4 separate regions of the Homo sapiens genome follow, and all the other regions are linked to region 2. The links are chromatin contacts, found by Hi-C or POLR2A ChIA-PET in ENCODE. All regions are on one chromosome and are shown on one strand. The core of a region is the stretch at or near the end of the contact, and the rest is flanking DNA. Distances in the headings are between cores, read along the strand shown. Region 1 holds the start of RRAGA (Ras related GTP binding A). Region 2 holds the start of ACER2 (alkaline ceramidase 2). Region 3 holds the start of PLIN2 (perilipin 2). Region 4 holds the start of HAUS6 (HAUS augmin like complex subunit 6).

Region 1 (3,309 bases), core at 345-2,844, 360 kb after region 2:
AATTGCTAACACGTTTATTCATGAATGAAGCCAAGAAGAATTTATAAATGCATTTTAATACCTTGCTGATAAAATAGTAACATTCCGTCTTTGCAATCTGATACGGAATACAGGAAGATACTGGTAAAGGCTTTGATGTGCATATCTATCATAACCAGGTAATGAGAACACACACGAACCACCTACTTTAGTGTTACACCATACCAACTTCTCAGAAAGGTCAGCTTCAAGCTCTACTGGGTAGCTGAGTAAATAGCGTCCAATGTTTAAAGACTGGGGAAGCGGGGAGAAAGATGAAAGGAGTAAGCAGCACACACTTCAAAGCCCACTTTTAAGCACACGACATTATGAATATTAAAAATAAAGGATGCAAACAAAAAAGGCAATTCAGCATTTTCAGAAAGAGCATTTGGCAATATTCAACGCATAAGGAGACTGTGCTTGGGGCCATCCACTCTCTCCAGCTTCTCAAAGTGTTTCCGGGCATTGCGAATGTTGATCAGAGTGGCCGCAGAAGGGATCGACGGATCTGACATGACCACCATCACGTACGTATTTGAGGTGAAGATGTCGATGAAAGCAGCGAAGTTGGAATTCCTAACTTCCATGCTCTGGAAGGAAGCGGCCAATTTACTGCAGCTCAGCTTGAACTGTTTGATGATGTTGCTGATCTTCTCAAACCGGTGGACGTCGCGCTGCTCTTTGCACTGGTAGTGGGAAATAACCAAGAATGTAGCTCTTTCGAACAGCAGAACTTCATCGGCCTCAATGATTTGGGCAAAATTCCTGAGGTTCATCTCCAGCTGCTGAACGTTGGGAATCAGCTGGTAGACGATGCTGGACCAGGCTTTGTAGAGCGTCTCATCCCAGATGGACGTTCGAAAACAAGCACACTCCAGCGGGCGAGACAGACGCCTCAGGTCTTCCTCTCGCTCTTTAAAAATCAGGTCACGCTGATCCTCCTGAACCAGATCCATTTTGTGCACCAGGCAGAAGATTTTGGCGTCAGGAGAGTTCTGGAGGATGGCCTCCAGACACGACTGGTAATAATGCATGTCCTTTTCCAGTTCGCGGCTCTCCACGTCAAACACGTAAATCAAAACTTCCACGTTACGGAAGATATTGTCTCGCTGGCTGGTGAAGTAATTTTCCATGAAGGTGTCCTGACCGCCACAGTCCCACAGGTTCAGCACCAGGTTCCCTAGGAATCGGACGTGGGAGTGTTCCACGTCAATGGTGGCCCCCAGGCGCCGGGTGTCGCGAGCAATGTAATTGGCGAAGATTATCGACCTCATGCTGGTCTTCCCCGACCCGCTCTTCCCCATCAGCAGCACCTTTTTCTTCATGGCTGTATTTGGCATCACCCGCCGGGGCACCGCGGACTGGGCCTGAGGGCGCGGCCTACACGCAGCGCCGAGGGAGGGGTCGGGGGCTGCCGGGGACTCGCAGGCCGCGCCTCGCTCCGCTCCGCCGCGCAGCTGGGCAGGCAGGAGAGTCGAGAGCGCGAACCCGGGGCTGGAGAGGCCGCGGACGGGCTGGCTCTTACTCAGATGGGAGCGCCCGCGGCTGTCAGTGGCAACGGCTCGGGAGATACGCTCGCTTTCCGGGAGGGAGCCGCTGCGTCCCCGCCACCACCCACTTCCGGCGGCGATCTCGCGAGAGCTCCCTCGCTCCGCCCTCCGTGCCCGACGAGCCTTGAAAAGCCGCTGCTCTAATGAAACCTAACCGGGGCGGCGTGAGCCCTAAGATGGAAGGGAAGCTCGAGGACTTCGGTCTTTTGTTCTGTTGCAGCTGGGTTTGCTGTTGCTAGGGGTACGTGTGTGGTTGGCCGGGGGAAATGCTGCCCTCTCGTGGCCAAAAAAAGCCCCAACCGCCACCACCACCGCAACTGGCTTTAGGAGCGAGGTGTGTCGGGCCGGTTTCCGCAGGGGCAGCCGACTGGTGAAGTGGAGGGAAAGCCTAACTTCCCAGTCCGCTTAGGCCTCCCCAGCTTGCCCGGCCCAGTGAGTACAAGGGCAGGGCAGATGGAGACTGTGCAGGCGCGGAAAGTGAGACTTGTAGGCAAGCGATTGCCTGTTGCTGCGCAGCTAGGTAATAGCAAGTCCCTCCTAGGAGACATCCTGGCTTCCAGTGGGTGCTTTTAATTCCTTTCTCACATCTGCTTTTCCGTAATCTCAGACTTTAGAATTTATAATTAGAATTCCAAAGCTCGAGGAAATGATAATGTGGAATCCCAGGCATTAGTTCCATCCTCACAGTAACCCTGTGAATTAATAACCCTATTTTCAAGTTAGGGAATCAAAGGTTAGAGAGGTTAAGTCACTTGACCAAGTTACACAGATACTAAATGATGAAATGGAATTTGGTTTTAGACAATCTTGCTGCGGTCTATTTGCCTAACAATAGGCTACCCTGTGCCCCTCTCAAAGCATAATATGATTCTGCTCTTGGTCTTCAAGTAGATGAGTGAATCAGTGTCGCCAGTATCGTTCATACAGAATGAATGAGAGTCATCAGGATACTGAAGCCTCTGTATCTACCTTAAAGTCCTTTTTTTTTCTTTTGAGACGGAGTCTCACTCTGTTGCCCAGGCTGGAGTGCAGTGGCGCGATCTCAGCTCACTGCAACCTACGCCTCCTGAGTTCAAGCGATTCTCCTGCCTCAGTCCCCCAAATAGCTGGGATTGTGGGCACCTGCCACCACGCCCGGCTAATTTTTGTATTTTTAGTGGAGACGGGGTTTCACTATGTTGGCCAGGCTGGTCTGGAACTCAAGCCAGCCACCTGCCTCGGCCTCCTAAAGTGTGGGATTACAGGCGTGAGCCACCGTGCCTGGCCTAAAGCCCTTATCAAAGTGTATACTGTACTGTACAAATTCAGGTATTCCATTCTTTCATTTATTCAAAAAATATTTTAATTCCTACTGTTAACGTGTGCAGTAAAAGAAGTTCAAAAATGGCCTTTGCTGTAGTTTATGGAAATCATAGAGTGAAATTCCATAATACAATATAGTATGTGGAAAATCTCCTCTCAATGTATTCAGTTTCATCTCCTTGGTGCTACCTCTTCTGGAGCCTTCTTATCTGATCGCCTTTCACCACCATTCTGGGGTTTCCCTTCCCCGTTCTTTCGAGTTGGGTATTCTTTTTCCTGATTTCACATCTTCTCATTTTTGGCTCATTTGGTGGAACACATGTTCCAATAGTTTCCAGATAAAAAGTATGAGGAGAGTAAAAATTTCAAGAGATTGGATGTCTGAAAATTTCTTTGTTTTTACCCTCACACTTGATTGGTTGGACATAATTTTTCC
Region 2 (3,215 bases), core at 713-3,212:
TGTGTGAGAACCTGTCATCAAGCTGTCTTTTCTTCTTGAACTCTGGTGAAATCCTTACTCTTTCACTATATTCTTTATTTACAAAAGGACAGCTTGTGTTACCACTGGTGTTTCTCCTTATTGAAAGTACCCAGAACTACTCCAGCCCATCCTCTGTGTGCAACTATTTACCCCTGACAGCATGCTCTGGGAGGTTATGCAATACATAAGTCATGGCCACTTCCACTGTCTTTCACAGTATCTGTGGTCAGCAGAGGGCCAGGTTTTCTTTGAGACCCTGTTGCCCAGGCTGGAGTGGAGTGGCGCGATCTCAGTTCATTGCAGCCTTCAACTCCCAGGCTCAGGTGATCCTCCCACCTCAGCTTCCCAAGTAGCTGGGACGACAAGTGTGTGCCACATGTCCAGCTAATTTTTGTATTTTTTTGTAGAGATGAGGTTTCGCCATGTTGCCCAGGTTGGTCTCGAACTCCTGGATTCAAGCGATCCACCTGCCTTGGCCTCCCAAAGTGCTAGGAATACAGGTGTGAGCCACAACGCCCAGCCTTAGGTTTTCTTAAGGAACCAACCTAATCATAAAAAAAGGAGCAGGAGTGTTTGTGTGGAAGCCAGCCATGGATTTCAGCACTGAGGGAAGGAAGGGCCCAGACTTCTGGATTGTGGCCCCAGCCATGCCAGAAATGTGAGCATGACAGCTCCCTCCTCAAGAGCCCAGTTTTCTCATCAGATGAATAAAAGGACAGGGACTAGATCATCTGAGATTCCTGCAGGCAGTAAGCACCTGACTCCTGCTGAAGACATTCTCTCTAGCAAATCCAAAAGGAAAAGTCCTAAACAACAACCTCAAATTCACAATGACCCAAACCAGGAGTTCCTGTTTCCCTTGTTTGGGCGGTGAAAAGATAAGCCACAGAAATGACCACGCAAAGTCTCACATTCTGTACCAGGATTCTGAGCCATGGACATACACAAAATAAGAGGCATTTCCTCTCCCAGCTGCAACCCTTCCCTACCACAAGAACTAAAATCACACAGGATTCTGCAATGGGGAAGTTTCTGCTCACCCTTATCTAGGGACCTAGGCAAATCCAAAACCCGCACATTATCACTCCCAAACTTTCCTTTCATCCCTCAGACTTCAGAACTGGAGAAAGCACAGTCCTGGGGGAGTTGAATTAGCGGCTTGCACAAGACAGGACACTAAAGGCAAGAAAAAAAAACAAGTAGTAATTAACTTGATTCTGACCAAAAATAACTCGACCATTATAGGCATGTTCTTGGGGGTGGGGCAAGTCTGCCTGGTGGGAGTGACCCCAGCCGCGGGGACCTGCGGGGGGCGTGCTCTTCCCAGCACTCCGAGAGCAGGTATTCAGGGCAAAAAAGCACAATGCGACCCAAGTGCGTCACGCCACAGAGATCCCAGGGGAGGAAGAGACTTGTCCCGGCAGGTTCACCGCCCCCAGCTGACCCAAACAAGGAGAATGGGCTGACACAGACCCCTGGTTCCTGGACGCGTGGGGGCCAAACAAGACAATAGGACCATCACAAAACAAATGACAGCAGGAGGAAGATGAGCCCAGCTGTCGGGAATGGGGACAGGAGAGGAGGACAGATGGAGAACTGAAAGGAGCGCGCCGAGGAGGGGGTGTGGACTGACTCAGCCCCTGGAGAGAATGCCCCCAGATGCGCGCAGAGACCCACGTCCAGCTTCCAGACGCTGCGGCGCGGGAACAGCCCCCTCCCGCTGGCCCGCCTGCCTTCCCCGCTCCCGCGCCCCGCACCGTGTTGTAGAACTCGGCGATAGCAGGCACGATGGTGTAGTTGTCCTCGCACCAGTCCACCTCCGAGCTACCAGCCTGCAGCTGGTCCCACCAGTGCGGGGCGCCCATGGCCACTCCGGGGCATTGGAGCAGCTGCTCGCGCAGCTGAGAAGAGCCCAGAGCTGCTGCGGAGGCAAAACGCGGCGACAGCCAGCGGCGAAAGCGGCTTTATGAAGCACCGGGTAACCGCCGGATGTGCGCCTCCCAACTGGCCTCCCGCGCTCCGCCCCGCCTCGCCTCGCCTGCGGGAGGTTACTCGTTCGCAGACCCTCCCCGGCCCCTCCCCCTGGAAGCCACGCCCACCGTGGGGCGGGACCCGCGTGGAGGAGGGGTCCAGGGTGGGGCGCCTGGAGGCGGAGACCGGGCTCCAGACTCTTCCAGACTACCCAGCACCCGGCAGGTGGCCAGGGCCTCGATGGTGCTACCCACGCCTGCCCACGCCCATCTCCTGGCTCAGACTCGCAGCCTCCCCCGATTGAAGGAGCGCCAGAACTCTCCCTGGAAAAAAATTTAAAATAAAAAGAAACCCGGGAGGACCTGGACCTCTCTGGACCCAGAGTTTGCAGCGATTTTGCTGCGTCCGGCGTTGGACGCCAGTGCTTACACCAGAGAAGTGCCCTCAGTCCCTCCGAGGCCGGACGCCACTCGCTGCGGTCACTGTGGCAGGAAGACCTTCCCGGCTGCTGGAGCAGGTTGGGCCGCCCAGTCCCCGGGGGAGCACTTCTATTTAGAGTACGTTCCTGCCCTCCCTCCCCTTGGCTCCAGCGTTAAGGCTTAATCTAGCCTTCGATATGGGGACTTAGGCAAAGGGTCAAACGTCAGCCATCCCAAACTGCAGAGGATGTAGTGTGGCAGTTATGACATCTCCAAGATATCGAGGTTCAAGAGGTGATAGATAACATACACATGCCAGGTGCTGTCTGAAGAGTTTCCATGTATCACTCATTTAGTGTGCCCAGCAGAGACCCTGTGAGGGGCTTCTATTAGCAAGTGACAGAGCTGGAAATTCAATTCAGGCAAGATGTCCTCAGATCCAGTCATAACTACCTTCTTTTGCTTCTGTAACTGTTCTGCGGTTTGTAAATGAAAGCCAATCTGGTTCCCAGGATCCCTAGAGGAAAGCCACCCTCTGTGTGTATGTGGTGGCTCCCGTTCTCCTTCCTTGAAAGGTTGTAGGATTCTAGGTCAGGACAGCGGCAGAAGAGGCCCTGGGCAGCAGCCCATTGGTGACTGTCATTAGGACGTCTTGCTCGGACCCGCAGGGTATCCTAAAGGCCAGCAACTCCCCAGGGTCTGCCCTCTCTCTGGGCCTGACTGCCCAGCAGGACCCTGGGTGGTGCTTCAGTGTCCTCTGCACCAAGTGTTTGTCTGCCCACCAGTACCCACACAGCCATGTGC
Region 3 (2,500 bases), core at 1-2,500, 280 kb after region 2:
ACAAAACAACAACAACAAAAAAACACAACTGGGACTCAGATGACGTTTTAAGTTGTCTTTGAAAAACAATGCATAACCCTGCACGTATAAAGTTGCCTATGTCACATAACCCTAGGCAGCTGTCATTCTGGAGTGATCTGGAGTTAAGTTTTTTGTTTTCTTTTTCTTTTTTCTTTTCTTTTTTTTTTTTTAGACAGGGTCTCAGTCACTCAGGCTGGGGTGCAGTGGTACAGTGGCGCGATCTCGACTCATTGCAGCCTCGACCACCTGGGCTCAAAAGATTCTTTCACCTCAGCCACCCACCCGCCTGCCCCCAACCCCGCTAAACAGCCGGGACTAGCTGGGACTACAGGCGCGCGCCACCACGCTGGGCTGCTTTCTTTGTATTTTGAGAGAGACGGGGTTTCGCCATGTTGGCCAGGCTGGTGATTCGCTCGCCTCGGCCTCCCAAAGTGCTAGGATTACAGGCGTGAGCCACCGCGCCCAGCCGCCACAAAACTTTTAAAAGTTATTACTTCGCTAAAAATAACAGCGTAGAAGCCATTGTGCAGCGCCACGCGATCTCGGCTCACTGCAGCCTCGACCTCCCAGGCTCAAGCGATCCTCCCATCTTAGCCTCGCAGGTAGCTGGGGCCACAGGCGCACGACACCACGCTGGGCTATTTTTTAAAATAAAATAAAAATCTTCGCCAGGCTGGTCTCGAACTCCTAGGCTCGACAGATCCTCTCGCCTCAGCATCCCAAAGTGTTGTGATTACAGGCGTGAGCCACCGCTTCCATTTTTAGAGTTCTATTCTGAGGACTAACGCCGTTCAACAAGTTGGTGTGAATTTGTTTGCATTTTTCAAAACCCCAAAGCCGGCCTGGGCGCCATCCCCATTTGCCCCGGGCCTCTCAGGACCCCGACCACAGGCAGGACCCCGACCACAGGCAGCGCCCCGACTCCAGGCAGCGCCCCGACTCCAGGCAGGGCTACCTCCAACTCCCAGCCTCCCCAGGCCGGGCCCCCGCCCGGCTCCCGACAGGCTCCTCTCCCCGTGGCGGGGCCCCTCGCCCAGGCAGCACACCCTCTCAACCCGACCGGGCCCCCACCACTCTAGGAGGGCCGGCGTTGGGGGAGGGCGCCGGGACGTGCCCGAGGGTGACACTCGGGCTTGGGACAGGGCGTGCTGCCGCGGGTCACGTGCTGCGGAGGCTTGGGGAGGGGCGGCGAGGCGGGGTTTATAGCCCGGGCGCCCGCGGGCCCCACGCTTTGACCGGGTCGTGGCAGCCGGAGTCGTCTTCGGGACGCGCCTGCTCTTCGCCTTTCGCTGCAGTCCGTCGGTGAGTGCGCGCCCAGTGGGTGCCCCAGCGAACCGGTCCCGGGCCCCCAGCGGCGCCCAGTTGGGGTGGGGGGCTCCCCGGGGCCTTGGGACCGCTGCTCTGCTCCCCGCGGGGCTCAAAGGTGGACGGGACGCGGGGGTGATGGTCCGAGACCCCCCGCTCGCCTCGCGGCTTCCAGGTCCTGGCTGGGTAGGGGCGGTCTGCTGAACCCGCGCTTTCGACCCTTGCCTTTGTGCGTTGAGGCTTCTTTCCTGCCAACAGATTTAGGGCGATTGCTATCGAATGTCCCTTGGCCTGCTTGGGTGGTTGTGGGAAAACAATATTTGTCGAAGGGACATTATCGAAAGGGAAACGCGTTAGAAAACCGCATTTTTTTTTTGACGGAGTCTCGCTCTGTCGCCCAGGCTGGAGTGCAGTGACGCCATCTAGGCTCACTGCAACCTCCGCCTCCCGGGTTCAAGCGATTCTCCTGCCTCAGCCTCCAGAGCAGCTGGGATAACAGGCGCCCGCCACCACGCCCGGCTAATTTTTGTATTTTTAGAAGAGACGGGGTTTCACCACGTTGGTCAGGCTGGTCTTGAACTCCTGACATCAAGCAGTCCACCCCCCTCGGCCTCCCAAAGTGCTGGGATTACAGGCGTGAGCCACCGCGTCCGGCTTGGCTAGCATTTTTGTTAACAGATACTCGGAGAAACAAGAGAAGTATGTCAACAACTTTACTTCTCCCTCCTGAGTATTGCAAGTTTACACATAAGCTCTGAAACTTTGCCTCAAAAGAGGGAGTGGGGTTGTGTGGGTGTGGGTCTTTCAGGAGGGGGACCTGGAGAGCTGGAGAGAGGAAAGAAGTGCAGAAGACTACAGGGAGCTCACCCTGCATTTTTCTCTACTTGTAATCAGCATTTGCTTGGGTTGGGGAATGAATTTGGGAGAGTCTTATCCCGGTGTTCTGAAATAAGTCTCTTTTCTGCAGATTTCTTTCTCCAGGAAGAAAAATGGCATCCGTTGCAGTTGATCCACAACCGGTATGAATTTTGAGTAGCCTTTGTCTACTTTCTCTCCTTTTGTGTTTTGAGAGATTAATAAGCATACCCTCCCTACTTTGATTGCAGAGTGTGGTGACTCGGGTGGTCAACCTGCCCTTGGTGAGCTCCACGTATGACCTCATGTCCTCAGCCTA
Region 4 (3,614 bases), core at 415-2,914, 310 kb after region 2:
TTGGGAGGTCAAGGTGGGCAGGTCGCTTGAGCCCAGGAGTTCGAGCCCAGCCTGGGCAACTTAGTGGCTTTTCTTTCTTTCTCTCTCTCTCTCTCCTCTTTTTTTTTTTTTTTTTTGAGACAGAGTCTCACTTTGTCGCCCAGGCTGGAATGCAGTGGAAGGATCTTGGCTCACTGCAACGTCTGCCTCCCGGGTTCAAGCGATTCTTCTGCCTCAGCCTCCCGAGTAGCTGAGCTGGGATTACAGGCATGCGCTACCACGCCCGGCTAATTTTGTATTTTTAGTAGAGACGGGGTTTCTACATGTTGGTCAGGCTGGTCTCGAACTCCCCACCTCAGGTGATCCGCCCACCTTGGCCTCCCAAAGTGCTGGGATTATAGGCGTGAGCCACTGTGCCCCGCCTCTCTCTCTTTTATTAAGGTGATTTTAGTGAGGCAGGAGACAATCATTGCCAGAGGTAGCAATGAGACTTAAAAGCAGGTTACCCAATCCACTTCCAGGCCCTGTTGTCAGTGGGGTTTGTGGTAGGCAACAGCTGTCAATTAAGACGACGGGCCGGGTGCGGTGGCTCACGCCTATAATCCCAGCACTTCGGGAGGCCGAGGAGGGCGGATCACGAGGTCAGGAGATCGAGACCATCCTGGCTAACAGGGTGAAACCCCGTCTCTACTAAAAATACAAAAAATTAGCCCGGCGTGGTGGTGGGAGCCTGTAGTCCCAGCTACTCGGGAGGCTGAGGCAGGAGAATGGCGTGAACCTGGGAGGCGGAGCTTGCAGTGAGCCGAGATTGCGCCACTGCACTCCAGCCTGGGAGACAGAGCTAGACTCCGTCTCAAAAAAAAAAAAAAAAAAAAAAAAAAAATTAAGAGGACTGCAGGCGGCCAGGCGCAGTGGCTCACGCCTGTAATCCCAGCACTTTGGGAGGCCAAGACCGGCAGATAACCTGAGGTCAGGAGTTCGAGACCAGCCAGCCAACATGGTGAAACCCCGTCTCCATTAAAAATACAAAAAAATTAGCCGGGCGTGGTGGCGGACACCTGTTAATCCCAGCTACTCGGGAGGCTGAGGCAGGAGAATCGCTTGAACCCGGGAGGCGGAGGTTGCAGTGAGCCGAAATCGCGTCACTGCACCCCAACTTGAGCAACAAGAGCGAAACCCCGTCTCAAAAAAAAAAAAAAAAAAAAAAAAGACTGCAGGACTGCAGGGGAGTATAGAGCCAGATTTCATTTAAAGCAGGAAAAGGAACATCCGGCATTTGAGGACATAGATTTCGCTAACGACAGAAATGAGGCTCAGAGATTACGTGACTTGATTAGAGTCACAGTGAGCATAGCGGAGGATGGAACCAATGCTTTAACTCTACACCGAGGCATAGTGCTCCATTTATGGCTTTTTTGTGACGTAACAACTAGGATACACAAGCAAATGGACCCCACTAACCAAGAATCAGAAACCCGAAGGCCCGAGGATCTGGGCACGACAGCGGTTAAGCAAGCGCAGAGCAAGTCGCTGGCCGCGCAATGCCCGGTGGGTCTTGCAGTTTCTTGGCTGGGCATGGCCGGAAGGGAGGAGAGAAGGACGCATTGCATGGCGGGAGATATAGTCTTTGCCGGAAGTCCCTCCTCCCTCGGACGCCTGGCGGCGCCGGCGCACACTGCTCTTCCTTAAGGGCGGGAGTCTCGGTTTGTGGTGGCTTCGCTGAGGCAGTGGTGGCCGCACTATACCGTTAGAAACTCAATTTCCCGGAGGTTGTGAGGCCCTTTGAGGCGAAATCGCTCTGGGCGTGAAAGGAGCAGGCGTTGGCAATGGAAGGACCACCGCGACCTCAGGCTGACCGTAGGGAGGGATCTTGAGGGCCCTCCGAGTCCCCTGGGCTTGCGCTTTCTTTCTTTGCAGCCACCGTGCCTACCGCGAGGATGAGCTCGGCCTCGGTCACCGCTTTCGAGAAGGAGCATCTCTGGATGTATCTGCAGGCGCTCGGCTTCGAGCCAGGCCCGGCAACCATTGCCTGCGGAAAGATCGTGTCGCACACGCACCTCGGAGTGTAAGGAGGCCGGGGCCGGCGGGGCGAGGGAGCCTGAACCGGGGGACGCCGGGGGACTCCCCCTTTTGTAGACCCCGGAGGTTGATTAATCAGAATTGGTTGAGCAGTTACTCTGTGCCAGGCATTGGCTCCAAAGTTCCTACTCCCAGTTGCTGCCAGCCTAGGGGCAGAGACAGACAGTAAATAATGCAAGAGTGCCGGAAGCGCTCTGTAGGGGAGTGCAAAAGTCTGCAGATGGGGAGAGTGCAAGACTGGAGGAGCAGCTTAACTCTGCCTATGTGGTGGAGGGGTGGTCTGTGAAGTAGTGGGAGGGATGGCGGGTGGTAGTGGAAGAGCATGGGAACCATATGTACAAAACACCTTTTGGACTCAAGGGAGCCTTTGAAGGTGGTTGTTTAATTTTATAATTTTTAATTTTTTAATTAGTAAGGCATGTTGGAGTTAGCATAAAACAACGGAGAAGGGTATTAAAAACAAATACCCTTTTAAGAAAAGTATGGAAAGTAAAAGCCCCTTCCCTACTTTTTCCACTTCTGTTTTATCAACTTTAGCCAGTATCTCTATTTAATCATTCCCACTGTAGGCCAAGAGGAATTCTTTTCTTTCATATGGAGTCTCCCTCTGTTGCCAGGCTGGAGTGCAGTGGCACGATCTCGGCTCACTGCACCCTCCAACTCCCTGGTTCAAGCGATTCTCCTGCCTCAGCCTCCCGAGTAGCTGGGATTACAGGCACTTGCCACCACGCCCAACCAATTTTTGTATCTTTAGTAGAGACGGGGTTTCACCATGTTGGCCAGGATGGTCTCGATCTCCTGAGCTCATGATCCACCTGCCTCGGCCTCCCAAAGTGCTGGGATTACAGGCGTGAGCCACCGTGCCCGGCCTCTATTTTTTTAAAGTATTATTATTTTAGAGACAGTAGCTAACCATGTTGCCCAGGCTGGTCTCAAAATTCCTGGGCTCAAGCAATCCTCCTGCTTCGGTCTTCCAAAGTGCTGGGATTATAGATATGAGCCATTGTTTTTTGTTTTGAGACAGGGTCTCCCACTCTGTCGCCCAGTCTGGAGTGCAGTTGTGCGATCACAGCTCACTGCAGCCTCCAACTCCTGGGCTCAGGCGATCCTCCCACTTCACCCTCCTGAGTAGCTGGGACTACAGGTGCGTGGCACCATGCCTAGGGTCGGCATGTTGCCCAGGCTGGTCTTGAGCTCCTGGCCTCCAGCAATCCCCCCGCCTTGGCCACTCCAAGTGCTGGGATTACAGATGTGAGCCACCGAGCCTGGCCTGTTTTATTTATGTTCATAGTTGTACATATTTTGGGGATATAAAATTTTGATATTTTGATACACTTATACAATGTATAAGGATCAGATCAGGATAAATGGGATAGCCATCATCTCAAACATTTATCTTTCCTTTGTGTTGGAAACATTTCAGTTCTTTTCTAGCTATTTTAAAATACACAATAAATTATTTTTAACTATAGTTTCACTTATGTACTATTGAACACTAGAACTTATTCCTTCTATCTAACTGTATATTTGTACCCATTAATCAACTTCTCTTCCTC

What was found. Hi-C counts contacts between places; a loop is a spot of excess contacts on that map. ChIA-PET counts read pairs that join two places held with the same protein, here RNA polymerase II (POLR2A). Pooled maps may share reads with other maps.
Region 1: a map of CD8-positive, alpha-beta T cell shows a loop between it and region 2 (16-fold over the local background). The contact joins the promoter of RRAGA here to the promoter of ACER2 in region 2. A Hi-C loop is called at or near these places in 7 of 168 maps with a recorded cell type or tissue (B cell, CD4-positive, alpha-beta memory T cell, CD8-positive, alpha-beta T cell and 3 more), 7 of 37 single-sample maps with no recorded cell type and 22 of 50 pooled maps. POLR2A ChIA-PET finds 5 or more read pairs at or near these places in 7 of 52 experiments (CD4-positive, alpha-beta T cell, CD4-positive, alpha-beta memory T cell, H1 and 4 more).
Region 3: a map of naive thymus-derived CD4-positive, alpha-beta T cell shows a loop between it and region 2 (5-fold over the local background). The contact joins the promoter of PLIN2 here to the promoter of ACER2 in region 2. A Hi-C loop is called at or near these places in 1 of 168 maps with a recorded cell type or tissue (naive thymus-derived CD4-positive, alpha-beta T cell), 1 of 37 single-sample maps with no recorded cell type and 11 of 50 pooled maps. POLR2A ChIA-PET finds 5 or more read pairs at or near these places in 2 of 52 experiments (GM10248 and H1).
Region 4: a loop to region 2 is called in a map of naive thymus-derived CD4-positive, alpha-beta T cell, with 12 times the contacts of the local background. The contact joins the promoter of HAUS6 here to the promoter of ACER2 in region 2. A Hi-C loop is called at or near these places in 2 of 168 maps with a recorded cell type or tissue (both naive thymus-derived CD4-positive, alpha-beta T cell), 2 of 37 single-sample maps with no recorded cell type and 14 of 50 pooled maps. POLR2A ChIA-PET finds 5 or more read pairs at or near these places in 1 of 52 experiments (CD8-positive, alpha-beta memory T cell).

The regions. Positions count from the first base shown.
Region 1 is chr9:19,047,712-19,051,020 of GRCh38, reverse strand. It overlaps RRAGA (Ras related GTP binding A), which reads right to left and starts at 1,594. Exons shown (of 1, transcript NM_006570.5): 1 at 1-1,594. The coding sequence starts at 1,361. The coding sequence ends at 420. It also overlaps a transcript of SAXO1 not described here. RefSeq lists a silencer at 1,336-1,525 and an enhancer at 1,133-1,654.
Region 2 is chr9:19,407,756-19,410,970 of GRCh38, reverse strand. It overlaps ACER2 (alkaline ceramidase 2), which reads right to left and starts at 1,962. Exons shown (of 6, transcript NM_001010887.3): 1 at 1,779-1,962. The coding sequence starts at 1,886. RefSeq lists enhancers at 1,717-1,866, 1,279-2,134, 2,135-2,992 and a silencer at 1,967-2,256.
Region 3 is chr9:19,126,242-19,128,741 of GRCh38, reverse strand. PLIN2 (perilipin 2) reads left to right here and starts at 1,250. Exons shown (of 8, transcript NM_001122.4): 1 at 1,250-1,323; 2 at 2,294-2,345; 3 at 2,433-2,500. The coding sequence starts at 2,316. RefSeq lists a silencer at 912-1,471 and enhancers at 984-1,493, 1,494-2,004.
Region 4 is chr9:19,100,954-19,104,567 of GRCh38, reverse strand. It overlaps HAUS6 (HAUS augmin like complex subunit 6), which reads left to right and starts at 1,664. Exons shown (of 17, transcript NM_017645.5): 1 at 1,664-2,044. The coding sequence starts at 1,917. RefSeq lists an enhancer at 1,422-1,985.